Regions from separate parts of the Homo sapiens genome. Here regions 2 and 3 are each linked to region 1. Evidence: read pairs that join two places in POLR2A ChIA-PET (ENCODE). Cell type or tissue: CD4-positive, alpha-beta T cell. All regions are shown on one strand. Region 1 overlaps SRPK2 (SRSF protein kinase 2). Region 2 overlaps SRPK2 (SRSF protein kinase 2). Region 3 has its middle 7.9 kb from the start of LINC01004.

Region 1 (4,000 bases):
AAGCCTGGCTAATTTTTGTATTTTTAGTAGAGACAGGGTTTCACCATGTTGGCCAGGATGTTCTCGATCTCCTGAACTCGCATCCACCCACCTTGGCCTCCCAAAGCGCTAGGATTACAGGCATGAGCCACCGCGCCTGGCCGAACAGTGCCTATCTTGATACAGCTGGCATTATGCTAAATATATCAGCTGAATTTTTACTTGATCCTCACAATAACCCTGTGGTTGCTACAATTTTTTTTCTTTTTTTTTTTTTTTTGAGACGGAATCTCTGTCACCCAGGCTGGAGTGCAGTGGCTCAATCTGAGCTCACCGCAACCTCCGCCTCCCCCGTTTCAAGTAATTCTCCTGCCTCAGCCTCCCAGGTAGCTAGAACTACAGGCATACGCCAACACACCCAGCTAATTTTTGTATTAGTAGAGACGGGGTTTCTCCATATTGGCCAGGCTGGTCTCCAACTCCTGACCTCCCCACCTTGGCCTCCCAAAGTGCTATAGTTGCTATAATTAATCCCATTTTACAAATGAGAAAACTGAGGCACACAGATAGCTTAAACATGTTCAGATTACATGGCTATTAAGCCATTACACAGCAGGATTAGGGTAAGAAGCCACGTCTGCCAGCCAACCCTATACTACATTAAAGTTTACAGAGCCTATCTTACGCGCTTTATCTATTTGCTACCACCCTGTGATATGATTTGAATGTTTATCCCATCTGAAACTCACGTTAAAACTTAATCCCCAATGTGGGTATTATGAGGCAGGTCTTTAAGAGGTGACTGTGTCATGACGGTTCTGCCCTCATGAATGGAACCTATTCATGGATTAATGAGTTAACGAATTTTAACGGATTATCCTGGGAGTGCGACTGGTGGCTTTATAAGAGGAAGAGACCTGAGCTAGCACACTCAGCCCCCTAACCATGTGATACTCTAGGCCACCTTGGGACTCTGCAGAGTCCCCACCAGCAAGAAGGTCCTCATTAGATGCACCCCTTGACCTTGGCCTTCCCAGCATGCAGAACTGAAAGAAATAAATTCCTTTTCTTTATAAATTACCCAGTCTTAACCAGGCCCACCCCTGGTTAAGGATGGGCAACAGGCTCACCCCTGTAATCCCAGCACTCTGGGAGGCTGAGGAGGGCGAATCACCTGAGGTCAGGAGTTTGAGACCACCCTAGGTGACAGAGTTACACTCCGTCTCAAAAATAATAATAATAATAATAAATCACCGGCCGGGCGCAGTAGCTCACACCTGTAATCCCAGCACTTTGGGTGGCCGAGGCAGGAGGATCACCTGAGGTCAGGAGTTTAAGACCAGCCTTGCCAAAATGGTGAAACCCCATCTCCACTAAAAATACAAAAAATTAGCTGGGTGTGGTGGCCGGCACCTATAATCCCAGCTACTCGGGAGGCTGAGGCAGCAAAATCGCTTGAACCCGGGGGGCGGAGGCTGCAGTGAGCCAAGATTGTGCCATTGCACTCCAGCCTGGGAGACAAGAACAAGACTCCATCTCAAAAAAAAAAAAAAAGAAGAAGAAGAAGAAGAAGAAATAAATAACCCAGTCTCAGAAATTCAGTTACTGCAACAGTAAACAGACTAAGACACCCTTATAATCCACTGTAAAGCAGGCTGTGCAGTTTGATGATCCCCAGTCTCAGAAATTCAGTTACTGCAACAGTAAACAGACTAAGACACCCTTATAATCCACTGTAAAGCAGGCTGTGCAGTTTGATGATCCTATTTTCCTAGAGAAAATAAGAGATTCAGGAAGGATGAATCATTCCCTCCCTATGGAGCAAGCAGCAGAGCTGGGTCTAGAATCCCCGTCTTTTAACTCTTCACCACTGTTTCTCCTCCTCAATATGCTTAGCTAGTGTGGTGGTTTCAAAAATATGTTCACAAATTACTTAATTTGCATCTCTTCAAAGGGCAGAACCTGAACTCTCCCTTGAGTGTGGGCTGTACCCAGTAACTCCCTTCTAACAAACGTGGCAGAAGTGGCAGTGTGAGGTCTTCTAAGGGTGTGTTATAAAAATGTAACCGCAGCTTCCTCCTTGCTCCCTCTTGATGAAGCCAGCTGACATGTTGTGAGAACATTCAAGAAGAGGTCCACAGAGCAACAGGCAAGGCCTCCTGCCAACAGCCTGGAAGCAGATCCTCCAGCCTCAGCCAAGCCTTCAAAATGACTGCAACCCTGAGCCAGAACCACCCCACTCAACTGCTTCCAAATTCTTAACCCACAGAAACTAAGATGATAAATGTTGCATTAAACCACTATGCTTCACAGTAACTTGTTATGTGGTAATAAATAGCTAATACAACTAGGGGCTGGGTGTGGTGGCTCACGCCAGTAATCCCAGCACTTTGGGAGGCCAAGGTGGGCAGATTACTTGAGGTCAGGGTATCGAGACCAGCCTGGCCAACATAGTGAAACCCAGTCTCTTACTAAAAATACAAAAATTAGCTGGCTGTGGTGGCGCACGCCTGTAATCCCAGCTACTCGGGAGGCTGAGGCAGGAGAATTGCTTGAACCCAGGAGATGGAGGTTGCATGAGCCAAGATTGCACCAGTGCACTCCAGCCTGGGTGACAGAGCGAGACTCTATCTCAAAAGAAAAAAAAAAAAGCTCTTGGCTAGTCATCAGAATTACATGATCCCTCCCTTAATTTCACACAGTAAATGCCAGTACCTCTATTGGTTAACATTCTATTCCACCTTGTGTCACTGCTAGTTGTTTACCTGCCTATCTCTGAGACTAAGTCATAAATCCCTTATTATCTAAGGTTCAATTTTCTCATCAGTAAAATGAAAGGGTTAGATTAAGTAATTGCTAAGGAACTCCCAACTCCAAAGTTCCATAAGGATGACTCTTAATTGAAAAAAGTAAGATAGCACAGTTGTAAGCTTCGACTTGGTAGTTTTAAATCTCAGCTCTACAACCTATCAGCTCTAAACAATGGGCCTGCTGCTGAACATTTCTGTGCCTCAGTTCCTCATCTGTAAAATGAGAATAATAGTGCTGTTAGAATTCTTCCAGGTAATGGTTTTGTTTTTTTGTGTTTTTTTTTGAAACAGTCTCCCTCTGTCACCCAGGCTGGAATGCAGTGGTGCAATCATGGCTCACTGCAGCCTTGACCTCCTGGGCTCAAGCAATCCTCCCATCTCAGCCTCCCAAGTAGCTGGGATTACAGGAGCGTGCCATCCAGCCCAGTTTGTTGTTGTTGTTGTTGTTGTTGTTGTTGTTGTTGTTGTTTGGTGGAGACAGGGTTTTGTCACGTTGCTCAGGCTGGTCTCAAACTCCTGAGCTCAAATGATCCGCCTTCTTTGGCCTCCCAAAGTGATGGGATTACAGACTGCCTTCAAGCAAATTCATCAGGCCCATGTTCCTGAATGCCCCAAGGTGAGCAGTAAGGAACAGAAAAACACTTTCCTTCTCCAGAAAATCCCACTCCTGAGCTGATAGGAGGGGATCTCAGAAAGAATCATCACAAAAGACAGGACAAACTAAAGAAGCTGGCAGACTTTTTTAATTCTTCCCAGTACAAACTGGAACTAGACATGCAGAGAGCCTTCCTAAAGGCAACGCCCAAATCCCACGTGAGGCCAAACTTCTCCCCAGGGAGACTGAGAGCCAATGTTCTTATCATAACACTCCTCCCCACAGTGCACCCACAGACAAGGAAGCCTGAGCAGTTGTGGCTGTCACACAACAGATGCAGCGTTCAGGCCAGAACCTTCCAGGACCTTCCTCTTTGCTGGCCCAACAGCTGCTGCATCTGCCTGGCCTTCGAGGAGCAGCCAGTATGTATGTGGCTGTGTGGAGCAAGAATGTGCCAAAATAAGCAACCAAGTCAATCAGAGATGGGTTTGGGGCTAAGTTGACATGGTAACAGGACCAGTCACAGGTCTCCCCATGTATGGTGGGACCACAGAGCCCTATGTCCTCCATTCATTCTTCTCTGGGCAGTTTCTGTCCAGGACAGCTATGGGGCAAA
Region 2 (4,000 bases), 150 kb before region 1:
CATGGGTAAAGGCAATTTGTGTATAGGAAGAAACTCATCTGACATGCTTCTAGTGTGTATACTTATAATATTTTATGCTCTATTTTGAAGAAAATAATGTCCCTAAGTTTTTACAGGTAAGAAATATATGTCACTCAAATGTGTGTGACAGGTTAAGTATTCCGGAGAACTATGGATGATTTTAAGAAAACGTGAGGCAGAAACAAAGGCCCTATATTCTGATCTGCCAGTCAGCATGCCAGCCTGCTCATGCCGACATGCCTTCCCCAGATCCACCTGAACATCAGCACTCTGCCTATCCCGTACTTGCAACCCAACACTAGAGAAAATGCCTTTATCCAAACAAAATACGTACTGCATTATGGATGGTTCAAATGCAGTGGAGTTAACAAACTACAGGGCCTTGACCAAAGGGAACCTTTCAGACTAGAGAGGGGGAGATACATGAACACAGAAATAAATGTACAATTCCACACTATGATAAGTTGGGGATGCGGGGGACAATACCGTGGGTAATAAAGGAAAGGGTCTGATTAGAGGTCGAATAAATGCATTTCTAAGGAAATGACATGTTTTCATACCAAGTCAGACCACAGCTGTTGATGTCTCCAGAAATAATTCAAGAGATGAAAACTGTACAAAGGTGCCAACTTATCTAAGAATGATTTAAGAGAGCAACAAAACTCATGTCTGAGGACAGCTACTACAGGCAGCCTGATATTGCAAGGCAATGTTCCTACAGTCACCATTTAGTATGTCCTTGTAGCAGGTATACACCGAGGGTTCTGGAAAAAGTTAGGAACATAAGGTAGTTCAAAGCAATGATTCCGCTTATATTGCACGTATAGTATGAAGGGTGCCTTCATGTGGTTATATCCTTGGAGTTTTAGAAGGATGATACATGCAGACCTTAGAATGGAGCAGATTTTAGTGTTCAATGTGCAGAAAAATCACTGATGAATTTGTTAAATATTTGGATTCCTAAGTCCCACTCTCAAGGATTCCAATTCAGGGGTTTACAGTGCAGCCTAGGAATGTTTACCAGGCACCCCCTACTGCCTCTGAAAACCCCACATGAAACACAAATCTTCCCACAAAAGGAGGTTTGGCTGTGACACAGGTTTTTTTTGCTCAAACTCATGAAACAAGCATGTATGACACAAGGCCTCCCGACAGTGTTTGTTTACAGGCTGACCCTGCCCCTGATCTTGGTAATCCCCAGGGCTTGGAAGCAGAATCTGAATAAACTGCACAGCCTACTGCTACAGCTTGTGCCCAGACAACAGACCAGAGGTGATATGTAAAAAAGATAGGCAGTGCTGACAGCTCTCTCTCCAGAGGTTAAGGAAACACACCCAACATGAGACACGGTCAGGGAGTTAAGGGAGCCAGCACTGATGGGTATAGACAGCATGAAGTACAGATGAGAACACAATGAAAGAAGAATGATAGAACAGACAGAAGAAGAGTGAAACTCATATTTCTTATGAGCCTCGTATCAGATACTGTGTCATGAACTTCATATATTTCATTTAAATCCTCATAAAAATCTTAGGTATTAACATTAATATAATATAAATTATCATATCATAGATGAAAAACCAAAGCCTAAAGAGAAAGGAATTTGTCCAAGAAGACGGAGCTACAAAGCAACACAGCCAGGTTTTGAACCAAGGCTCAGGAATCAGTCAATAATGCCATAATCCTCTTGGAGATCTAAGATAACGCGAGTAGGAACATGGCTGTCAGGAAATGAAGAGTCCTACTCCAGAGAGAATACCAAGGCAAGTAAGTACACAAGAGCAATGAACAATGCTTTTGCAATATCAGAACTTTAAATATGGACCCTCTTATTAAAACAGCTGAGGGTTCATACATTTTAAATAAGGGAAACTTGTAAAGATGAGGTAAAAAGTTAAGATGTAATCTAGCTGATCATAAATGATGAAGGCTTGCTGCAGCTCTTGCTGAGTAGTGGGATCACAGGTGACTTCTGCCCTCCAACCCAAGTGTCTACATTTCCTGTGATGAACAAATTTTATTTTTAAAAAGAAATACATGTGATGTCTTTTGTTGTTAATTTTTTTTTAATTGTATTTTGAGGAAACTGAGAAGTAATTGAGGGCAGAGACTCTCCAGGAATGAAGTCAATAAAAGCAAGAGAAAGAGGTGAAGTATCAGAAGAAAAATGATACCTCAGATTACATAACACACACTACCAGCCTGGGAAAGCTCTCTCCCCTTCCCATCCTGGACCATTAAATCCCAAGCCATGAGGCAGGGCCAATCAACAAAGGATGTCAGAGCATGAGTTAGGTGAGAAGGGAAGGGAGAGACATAGTGATGGTGACTGGTGATTCATACCATACAGGGAAATCAATCAACTAAGTCAACGCAATGAGGATGGGAAGAGCCCAGACTCTTACTATCAGAGAAAGAAACCACAAAGATGGAAAGGGAGAACACCAGGCTGAATCTTCTGGTATTAGAGGTATCAGATTAATAAACTCATGGATTTCAAAACATATGTAAATATATAAATAAATATAAACATAAAGGAAGCAGGTGCATATGTTTGTGTTCCTAGCTCTGTACTGAGATCTGAAAGTGACAAGCCAAAAGTAATAAGCACACCTAATGCCCAGGTCTAGCTTTCTAAATATTATTGTTTAATTTAAAAAAAAAAAAAAAAAAAGCAGGATTCTCTGTGAAAAGAGTAGACTCCAGGGCTGGGATAGGAAAAACACAAGATGAACCTGGCATATCCTACTGTACTTGAAGGTAAAGAAATGATCAAAGGACCGGGCATGGTGGTTCACACCGGTAATCCCAATACTTTGGGAGGCTGAGGCAGGAGAATTACTTGAGGTCAGGAGTTCAAGACCAGCCTGGCCAACATGGTGAAACCCCATCTCTACTAAAAATACAAAGGTTAACCAGGCGTGGTGGCATGAGCCTGTAGTCTCAGCTACTCAGGAGGCTGGCACGAGAATTGCTTGAACCCAGGAGGTGGAGGTTGCAGTGAAACAGAGATCACACCACTGCACTACAGCCTGGGTGACAGAGCGAGACTCCATCTCAAAACAAAACAAAAAAATAAACGATCAAAGAACGATTGAGGCATTTCAAAAGGACACAGAACCAATCTGAAGGGGCTCCTAAGAACAAAATTTGGGATAATCTAAGCATCAAAACATATAAGGAGAGTAAGTGATCATAACCCACTGAATAAAACAGAGATCCATGAATTTATCAGTCCACCCGAGACAGAAAGTCAGCCCGGGGTGGCGGCGGGGGTAGGGATAAATATTTGAATGGGTTATATATGTAGTCTCAAAGTAACTCTCAACAAAATACTTATTACTAGGGGAAAAGAACAGCTGTCAGGGATATCTGGCAGACACAATCTTGATCAAGTGAAGGCATCAACTCCAATGGAATAAATCAAACCTGTGTACCATCTGAAAGGATTTAATGCAAAAAGACAACATCACTACTGTGGCATCCCAAATTGAGAAACATTATATAAAATAACCGGTTTACAATCTTCAAAAATGTCAAGGACATGAAAGCCAGGAAAACACTGAGAACTGTTCCAAATTAAAAGAAATTACAAAAACAAGAAAACAGAATATGCGCTTCTGCCACAGATTCATTACACATAATGGACAACACTGGGCAACTGGCAGTACCTGATAAGCCCGAGGTCTGAATAGTAGTGAAGTATCAGTGTTAAATTTCTGATCTTGATGGTTGTATTTTGATATATAGGAGAATGTACTTGATTGTAGGTAAAATGTACTAAAGTATTCAGGGATGATAAAACACCATATTAGTAATTTTAGCTCAACCAGTCCTGGCAGAGGGTGAGGGGATTTATCTCTTTATCCAAGAACAAAAAATGAGAAGGCCACAGGTCTTATTCCAGACATTCCAAATCAATTCCTTGGACTCCCTGAATATGTATATGTCAGTAATCTTATACAAACTGTTGTGGAAT
Region 3 (4,000 bases), 350 kb before region 1:
AAGTGCTGGGATTACAGGCATGAGCCACCAGGCCCGGCCAGTTTGTATCCCATTTTTAAGTTAATATCCAAGCATCAGCCCATTCCCATTTTTTTGGTAACATACGCCTGCTATAGAAAATCCATCTGTAAGCCTATAACCCAAAAAGAAACCATTATTTCCTTTACCTATTTCTATGGAAACATACACAATATACAAAAGTCCTATAAATTGTGACCTATATTTATATTTTCACCATTTTTTTGTAATATGTGATGCTTTGAAATAACTCTTTGGAAACAATTTTAATTGCTATTTATGGACATATCCTAATTTAAATTTGTCAGAAATTCACAAGTCTTTTATACATTTTTGTATCCTTCTAAGACTAACTTGTCACAATTTAAAAGAATGCTGATGACTATTATTATAAATCTATTTTTTTAACAGCTGAGAAAAGTAGTTTCATTTTAAAAACTGATTAAAGAATTGTCTTTGAGTTATGCTTTCCATGTTGGTAAAATCAGACAGCCGAGATACATGAATTATTCCAAAACAATATTCCAAAATGAATGTTGGATAACTTTTCATTATTCTATAGCAAAGTGAGAATAAGAACAATGTAGCCAGGTTTTAAAAAGACACTTTTTAAATCATAAGACAATGTCCTTATTTGGTATTAAAAGATCCATTTTAGGCTGTGCTTCGTGGCTCACACCTGTAATCCCAGCACTTTGGGAGGCTGAGGCAGGTGGGTCACCTGAGGTCAGGAGTTCGAGACCAGCCTGGCCAACATGGTGAAACCCTGTCTCTGCTAAAAGTAAAAAATTAGCCGGGCATGGTGGTGGGCGCCTATAATCCCAGCTACTTGGGAGGCTGAGGCAAGAACTGCTTGAACTTGGAGGCAGAGGTTGCAGTGAGCCAAGATCGCAACATTGCACTCCAGTCTGGGTAACAGAGTGAGACTCTGTCTCAAAAAAAAAAAAAAAAAAAACTATTTTAAAACTCAGTATCTAATTGAATGCTAATACTGAGTGAACTTAAAACTGACAACTATACTGGTTTCCATTCAATTCATTCAACAAATCCTAAAGTCTAGGAATTTGACTGGCTCTAAAACCCTTGGCAACTCTCTTTAGTTTGCTTCTCATATACACTGGATCTCCATAAAAACTCTACCAAAAATCCCACAAGAGTTTCATAATTATTTTGCTTTGTTGACTCATATCTTAGAGCTACATGGACATACATTATTTGGTCTATCCTAAAACTTTGAGAAAGTTATCCTATTTGAATTTCAGGAATACAGAATGTGAGCCTTTCCTTTCAACCATTTATTCTATATTATAAAGGATTCGGTGAGACACAAGACCTAGATTATGAAGCAAAGGGTTCTTTGATTCAAAAGGAACAAATCCAACCTGCTTGATGTGAAGCTATCTAATCACTGGCTGCTATTACATAAGGGAGTTACTTAGGCACCTTGACAAAGATTATTATGATTAATAATTACCCTGTTCTTATAAGAACACTTCTCCCAACCAGTTCAAAGCCTTCTGGTATACAATGCCTCCCTCGATACATACTAACAATATGAATGAATCCCTCCACCAAAATTAATTCCGCTAATGAAAGAGAGGCTAGGTTGCAAAGGACATGTATAACCAAACTACTTTCAAATTCATACCTTTAAGTCCAAACGACCTGTGATGTCAAAACTCCTACTCCCTCAATCTAAAGAGGGTCTATTCCCTACATTTACCTTCATCTGAACATTACAGAGCCCCAAGTTTTCAAAAAGTTAGCTGGTCTGGTTGCAATTATTGAGTTATAAAGTACCAAATTTTGGCCAGGTGCGGTGGTTCACGCCTGTAATCCCAGCACTTTGGGAGGCCGAGGTGGGCGGATCACCTGAGGTCAGGAGTTCCACACCAGCCTGGCCAACATGGTGAAACCCTGTCTCTACTAAAAATAAAAAATTAGCCAGGTGTGGTTGCAGGCACCTGTAGTTACAGCTACTCAGGAGGCTGAGGTTACTGTGAGCCGAGATTGCACCACTGTACTCCAGCGTGGGAGACAGAGTGAGATTCCGTGCCCTCCCCCCCAAAATCTTATTCTTTTCACTATGAATTTTAAGGAAATAAATTAAAACTCCATATATCAATGCTTAATTCTCTTCTTCCCATCCTCATGCCTCACCCCACAACTTGATTTTGAAATCTGGCTCCTTCATTTTGCTTTGTCAATTCATGTTTTAGAGTATTTTAATCTTCACACAAATTATAGTTATTTCATAAAAAAGGCAAGAAAAAATTTTTACTTTATTTGCAAATATAAAATGTATTCCACAAACATCTGACTTGTTCCATTGTTTTAGAAACAAATAAGACACAGCCTAAGTGACACTGGTTTTTTTAAATCCACTATGATGAAGGCTGTTAGGAGGAAAAAGACTTCTATCTTAATTTTATGCATAGAAAACCAAATAGCCATTTTTTTCCCCACAAATGACCGATTTTACTGAGCACATATACAGGTAACTTAACCATGCATTTAAAGAGATTAATTTAAAAATACATGTTATGTTTTGATCTAGGCCTCTGACTAAACTACTGATTAGTCCTTCCTTATCCTTGAAAATAATTTGATAGTTTCTATTTATTTACTTATATATTTTTTGAGAAACGGTCTTGCTTTGTTACCTAGGCTGGAGTGCAATAGCAGGAACATGGCTCACTGCAGTCTTGACCTCTGGGGCTTAAGAAATCCTTTCACTTCAGCCTCTGGAGTGGCTGGGACTACAGGCTTACGCCACTGCACCTAGCTAATTTTTGTATTTTTTGTAGAGACAGGGTCTCACCATGTTGCACAGGCTGGTCTTGAACTCTTAAGCTAAGCAATCCATCCTTCTTGGCCCCTGCCAAAGTGCTGGGATTTACAGGCATAAGCCATTACACCTGGCCACCAGTTTCTATTTAACTGGCAAAAAAAAAAAAAATTCAATTTGATTGGTTGTCAAAAAAGACAGAGATACACAAAAATACCTGTATGTCATCATCATTTTGATGGCATATAACTTCACCCTACAATCTTTTTCAATATGTTTTGTTTTGTTTTTAATTTCAGAGAAGGCTACTTGGACCTAAAGGAATGAATTAGGAAGCGGTCTACTACCAAAGTACAATGAAGGTCAGTTTTCTTCATACCTTAATATGAAAAACGTTTTAAAATGTCTCAATTTCCCTATGCTAACCTCTGGTCACAGAGGCTTGAGGGCTTCCTATAGTACCAAAGTATGACTTGCCAGTTAAAAAGAAAACGAATTCTTGCCCCCAGGGGTAAAGATAACAAATTTAGAACACTATGACATACATCTATTAATATTTGCAGAAGGAGTATATGTTGTTACATTAACATACAGAAATTGCATAGTTGATCCAGAGGGAAGTCTGGAGAGTACAGGGATGGAAAAAAGGAGGAGGATGGAAAAGAATGGGAACTAAAACTTAGGTGACTACGTTAAGGATTACCCATGAGAGCAAGACACAGGATAAAGTACTGAAAACAAAAAAAAAAACTTAATGTAACCACTTATTTGAATAAATTGATTCATATGAATCCAATTTGATAGATAAAAAAAGATCAAATTTGATAATACCCAGGAAAATATAGTACCTATATCTGAGTTATCTCAATTTATCTCAACTACCTCATTGGCAAAAAGATTCTCTCTCCTATCACTAAAAACTAATTTCTTTTTTTTTTTAAAAGGGCTCAAGGGCAGTGACTGCCCCACTCCACCACAGAGTGGGAGAGGGCTGGACCCCAGTGCCACTTTCGGCCACCCCTGGGCCACACGGCCACCCCTATCCCTGGGACAGGGACTGCAGGGTCACACCCTCAAACAACCACGCCTCAGCCATACTCGCGCCACACTTTCCAAGCCTGTCCCAGACCAGGGACAAGCCCCTAGTAGGGTTGGGGGAGGAGACTAGAACTAGAGAGGTGGGACACCAAGCAT

The links. ChIA-PET counts read pairs that join two places held together with the same protein. Peaks named below come from ENCODE experiments on the same cell type or tissue, not always from the same donor. Only the 100,000 strongest peaks of a DNase experiment are listed, where the experiment ranks them.
Region 2: POLR2A ChIA-PET joins it to region 1 with 6 read pairs; 4 of 35 experiments call an interaction of 5 or more read pairs at or near these places.
Region 3: POLR2A ChIA-PET joins it to region 1 with 5 read pairs; 7 of 35 experiments call an interaction of 5 or more read pairs at or near these places.

Annotation. Positions count from the first base shown.
Region 1 is chr7:105,350,287-105,354,286 of GRCh38, forward strand. The region is part of intron 2 of SRPK2 (SRSF protein kinase 2); the gene reads right to left. It also overlaps the pseudogene LOC124901716. Among named protein-coding and RNA genes, the nearest start is that of SRPK2, 37 kb to the right of the region's middle. RefSeq lists an enhancer at 2,068-2,147. In CD4-positive, alpha-beta T cell, no CTCF peak of the experiment used is centred here; a DNase peak (open chromatin) is centred at 2,025; H3K4me3 peaks cover 829 bases; H3K27ac peaks cover 3,165 bases.
Region 2 is chr7:105,197,221-105,201,220 of GRCh38, forward strand. All of the region lies in intron 3 of SRPK2 (SRSF protein kinase 2), which reads right to left. It overlaps LOC124901718 (a long non-coding RNA gene), which reads right to left. Exons shown (of 2, transcript XR_007060466.1): 2 at 1-3,801. Among named protein-coding and RNA genes, the nearest start is that of KMT2E, 190 kb to the left of the region's middle. In CD4-positive, alpha-beta T cell, no CTCF peak of the experiment used is centred here; no DNase peak of the experiment used is centred here.
Region 3 is chr7:104,997,088-105,001,087 of GRCh38, forward strand. No RefSeq gene overlaps it. Among named protein-coding and RNA genes, the nearest start is that of LINC01004, 7.9 kb to the left of the region's middle. In CD4-positive, alpha-beta T cell, no CTCF peak of the experiment used is centred here; no DNase peak of the experiment used is centred here; H3K27ac peaks cover 704 bases.